2 separate regions of the Mus musculus genome follow, and region 2 is linked to region 1. The links are chromatin loops, found by intact Hi-C in ENCODE. Cell type or tissue: heart. All regions are shown on one strand.

Region 1 (2,500 bases):
TCCACGGGGGCGCGCCTGCCGCCGCGTGCCCGCCGCCGCGCGCGCTCCCGAGCCCGCAGCCGAGACTGTTACCTTCGCGGTCCTCACTGGAGGACGGAGAGTCCCGTAACCCTCGGCCGCTCGTGGCCGGAGACAGCTGCGGCTGCTGTGAGTGCTGCTCAAGGCGAGCAGACCTCCGCGTCTTCATCTCCTCGGCTTCCTGGGCTCGCCGCTGCCTCCGTGGTCGAGAGCGAAGGTTGTAAGCGCTTTCTCTCACTTCCTCTCCCGCAGAAGCCGGCCGGAACTTTTCTGGCGGGGTTCGTCTCCCCCCCGGAGACCTTTCTTTGGCCGCCCGGGGCTCGAAGTCGCCGTACACTTCTGCCGGCTCCTCTGAAAACCTCACTTCCCGTCGTCCGCGGCGCGACGGGTGAGCTCCGTACGCAGGCGCGTCACTGCTGTCGCCATTTCGCGGGTCGAGCCTCCGCCTTCCCTCCCGGATGGGGGCTCTGGGTGTGACGTAGATGGCCCAACCTTCTCCGGGCCCCTCGGCCTGCCACCTTTCTCCCGCCATAGTTGTTTACGTAGCTGGTAGTCGGTTCGTGGCGATAGATTGGCCGCAGATAGATTCCGCTGCGGGTAGTGGCGATGGCTTCGGGGAGGTTGTCGCAGTGGTCAGGGAGGCAGTTGAGAGTCGCCGGGGCCGCCGCCTGCGTCCTCGCTCGTGTGCCACCAACCAGCCTCCAGGCCCATGGTGTGTCCTGAGGGCTGTCGGAGAGGCAGTGCCCGAGCTGGGTCAGCTGCTGCGGGTCACTCCCGCCTCCTGGCTGAAGGCACCAAAGAGGAGGAGAAGGGGGAGGAGGACGTCTCTGTCCTTGGCCTTGGAGGGAAAGGTGGGGGCGACCAGGAGGTGGTAGGACAAGTGGCCTGTGCCAAGCTGCTGATGGCCAGTTGCCCACCACCGGGGGCGCTGGTCCTGGCTCCCAGAGGCTTTGGGAAAGGGCAAGTTTCAGTCCTTGATCCCAAGCTGTTGCGCAGTTCCCCTGCTACTTTGGCCACTCCTTTTCAAATGTCCCTGGGAGGAGAAATGATCAGAAAGGCAATTCTGCATGTCATCTTATGGCGAAAATTATAGTTTCATGGACCTTTATGAAATTGCTTTTACCCAGTTTAAAATTTTTATTCACCTGTTGACCCTTTAAAATTGTGTTTAGTTACACTCTTGGGGTGTGTTTCCATTTTTGAGTCGTAGCCATATCAACCATATTCTTGAATTTTCACGTGAATGGTATACCAATAAGCTATACCCTAGCCCTAAAAAAAAAAAAAATCGATTTTGAGTTTTTATTTGGAAGCCACATAACAGTGATTTTGAAAAAAAACTTAAAAGTATTTGCCTTTTTCCAGTATTTTAAATAATGACCTTAAGTTGTTACTCAAACTTAGACAAATTCCCAGTTACTAGAATTTTCACAAATAGTCTATAAATTTGGTCAGCAACACAGATGACTCAAGAGTCATGTTTGGAGCTTCATTTAGCATTGTTTATTAACTACAAAGAAGGGGAGCCATAAGGAGACAGCTGCCCTTTTTTTAAAGATGTGTGTGTGTGTGTGTGTGTGTGTGTAAGTGAGTGAAAGGAGGGAGGGAGGGTGATCTCTGCCTGTCCTGGAACTGTAGACTAGACTGGCCTCAGCCTCACAGAGATCAACCTGCCGCTGCTCCCCAAACGCTAGGATTAAGGGTGTGGGCCACCACACTTGGTAGCACTTTTTTAGAAAACAAAACTTAAGGAAAAACGAAAGTGATACTCATTCGTGGTAGCCTGAAAACTGGGTGTGGCTTTTTTTTTTCTACAAAACGCTGAGAAGTACTGATAACTTGGTAATGTTTGGCTTGTGTCTTTTCCAGTAATGCTTTGTTTGTAAAGTGCCTATTTACACAGTCAACAATCACAAAAATTCTTTAATAGATGTACAGCAGTGAAAGGATATAAATTTTTGTAGTGTTTATATTCTAAGCTCATAAGGCAGTGTGTGCAACAGATGACTAAAGACACCTGGGTGCTGGCTTGTTAAACTCTGGTTTGAAGGATACATGAAAAAGAAAGTGAAGAGGTTCTATACATAATTGGTCAATCAGAGAAAATGAGAGGTTACAAAGATTATTGGATAATTGGCATGTGCTTTGTTTTGTAATTAAAAGTACTTATAAAGTAGTTTTATGAGTGGCTTTTTCAAAGAAAAAATAAGGATGTTAAAGTTTAGAGGCAGTTAACTTCGCATTTAACATAGATTTGCTTAGGATTTTTCCCTCTTGCCTAGGTCATAGGTATGTGTCATCTTTAGAAGCTGTCACCCACACCTAACAACTTTGCAAAAAACAAACTTGGATTACTATGAGTTAAAGCCAAATTCTTGTCAAACCAGATATTCTGCTGTAGGTGTTTTCCAACCTCTTTTGAGCCAGCCTTGAATATATTCTAAAAGATTATTATAGACAGTAGATTCATTTCCAGTATTAT
Region 2 (2,500 bases), 220 kb before region 1:
CCACTCCTGCTCCCCACCCCTCCCCTTACCCACCCCCAGCACCCTTGACTTGAGTTAGAAAGATGTGTGTATAGCAGGGAATCTTTAAGCTGTAGAGAGGAAATTCTGTCGTGTCCACAGTACAGAGTCTACTATTTAAGCACTTGGTCTATAATAATTACCATTATTATGTTCCCTCATCTGCAAGTCTTAATTTTTCAATATTTTAACATTCCTATAATACAGCACACTTTAAAAATCCCTATACGTTTGGTGGTTTTCTTATCCTGCTACCCCTTAGGCTGTAATTAAATGAAGAGTGGGTCCCGTAATTGGCATTTTAGAATGGAGGAATAGCCAGACCAGTGACTGGAGCATGGAGCACGGGCCAATCACACACCACAGGCATACATATAGTTTAGTCTCATGGGCTTAAAGGCTAAGGTCTAAGCGAGTCCAGACCCAAGGAGAAGAGAAATAAGAATGTGGCCTGGAAGCTAAGGTGCTAGAGGTAGCAGGTCAAGAGAAGCCTGGACTGGACAGGCAAAGAGGAAAACCACCCGATGAAGACAGACATCTACCTCATAGGTAAGGATGAGAAAGGAAATGTGTATACCAACTATGTAACTTGCCACGGGGGGTGGAGAAAAGTGGTGGGGGCGGTAGAATGAATGCCAACTCTCTATCCAGCACTGTTCCACCTCGACTACTAGGGAAGTTGGCAAGAAGGGATCCCTGGATGAGGAAGGAGGCTGCTACAAAGCTGGATTGGAGAAAGGCTCAGAGAAGAGCACAGGGAACAAGAAAACCCTCTCGAAGGATAGAGACAAAGACTTGTCAGAGGAAGACGCAGGAGCAGAGGACTGAGGGGACGCGGCCAGGGAGAACTTAAAGGCTATGGATTGGGGGAGGGGAGGGACTGCGATGGACCAAGGAAGCCGCGAGGGAGGGGACGAGCTAGCGGGACGGTTGGCAGGACCTGCCGGTGGGTCGGGGAAGGCCTCCACTTCTCACCTTTCACGTCGTTAGCAAGCTCCTTCCACGTCGGGGCGAAGGCGATGCAGTGGCCACACCAGGAGGCGAAGAACTCCACCGCCCAGGCGCTGCTGGAGCCGAGCACAGTGGGACGCACCGAATCAGCATCCAGCAGCGTCAGCGGGTCAGAGGACGAGTAGAGCACTGAGAGCCGGGCCGCGTAAGCGCCGGGCCCCGAGAAGAGCAGAGGCGAGAGCAGCAGCAGTAGTAGCAGCAGCGATGGCGGCCCCGAGAGGCGGCCGCACCTCCTCATCCTAGGCGGCTTGAATGTCCACCTCCTTCAAGTTTGTGACTAGTCAGTATCCGGAGCCTGCCGCGCACCAACAGCCTCCGCCCCGGAGGAGGAGGAGGAGCTAAGAGGCTCCGCCCCGAGGCGGGGCCGACTCCCGGGACCGCCCCTGCGAGCGTGTGAGCTGCCAGAGCCGGGGTCCCGGTGCTGGTGGGCGCTCCGCGGTTCCCATCCCCCGGCGAGCCAGACCTCCGAGCTGGGTCCGGAAACGAGTGCCGCCCGGGACCTCAGGCCGCACTCGAGGTCGTTGAGGGGGCCGGGGCAACGTTTGGCCGCTCTCGGCCCCCGTATCCTACGGAAGCGGAGTCCGTTGGCATAGTCGTTACAGATTTATCTTGTTCCTGGAAAGTTCCAGGGGGCTCCTTCTCGCAGTTTTCACATTGGGAATTCGAAGTAGGTGGGAGAAAAGAGCCAGGAGGTAGGACATTGTGATTGTCAAGGCCCACAGGAGCCAGAAGCACGCACGCCTCCGGAGGCCCCACCGTCTAGGGAGCTATTGCTGGAGGGCTTCCTACGAGGGGACAGGACGCCCTCTCCCACAGTTGGCTGGGCTCTGCTGCCTTGGAGTCAAGGTTTCTTTGGCATTGACATCCCTCCACCCTTTGTTGGGTTGATTCCTTCAGGTTGGACTCCCTCCCCACAGCTCAGATGCTATATTGCCCTCAGCCTACTCAGCCTCATGCTCCTATGTTCTCTCAAGTATCCGGATCAACTAAGCTTGTGTCCACAAGTAAGAAAGTGATAGTGAATTTTCCTATGGCCACCTTTTGTACCTCGGGTGCCTTGTGAGATATCTTGAAGTGAATAGGTCATCCTCAGAATTGTCACACTGGCCTTTTTCTTTTGTATCTCTGGATTAGTTAGCCCTCTCTGTGACCCCTTGGCCTAGCCCTTAAGGTGTGTTACTCCTTTCCTTCATAAGAAACTGAGTAACGTCTCTGTGCCAGTCATGCACCAGATATTAAGAATGAGGTGATAAAAGACTGAGGGGTGTGGAACTTACAATGGGGACAGATGGTATGCAAGTGAATGTAGGTTGACTGATGACAAATATCAAGGGGAGCTATGGTTATAATAGGAGGTGGTCAGGGACAGGGACATCTGATATTTGAAGGGACCGACCGAGTCAGTAATACCGCTGAAGACCAAATACAGGTTTGTAATCTTAAAAAATAACAAACCAAAGGGCATGGTGGG

What was found. A loop is a pair of places that touch in the nucleus more often than their neighbours do. Peaks named below come from ENCODE experiments on the same cell type or tissue, not always from the same donor. Only the 100,000 strongest peaks of a DNase experiment are listed, where the experiment ranks them.
Region 2: it touches region 1 in a loop (2.3-fold over the local background); 2 of 42 quality-filtered maps call a loop at or near these places.

What each region holds. Positions count from the first base shown.
Region 1 is chr1:156,035,686-156,038,185 of GRCm38, forward strand. It overlaps Tor1aip1 (torsin A interacting protein 1), which reads right to left and starts at 795. Exons shown (of 10, transcript NM_001160018.1): 1 at 73-795. The coding sequence starts at 550. Tor1aip2 (torsin A interacting protein 2) reads left to right here. Exons shown (of 7, transcript NM_172843.4): 1 at 1-423. In heart, a CTCF peak has its summit at 941; DNase peaks (open chromatin) are centred at 446, 836 and 1,696; H3K4me3 peaks cover 1,960 bases; H3K27ac peaks cover 2,098 bases.
Region 2 is chr1:155,811,533-155,814,032 of GRCm38, forward strand. It overlaps Qsox1 (quiescin Q6 sulfhydryl oxidase 1), which reads right to left and starts at 1,367. Exons shown (of 12, transcript NM_001024945.1): 1 at 994-1,367. The coding sequence starts at 1,267. In heart, no CTCF peak of the experiment used is centred here; a DNase peak (open chromatin) is centred at 1,359; H3K4me3 peaks cover 2,146 bases; H3K27ac peaks cover 1,591 bases.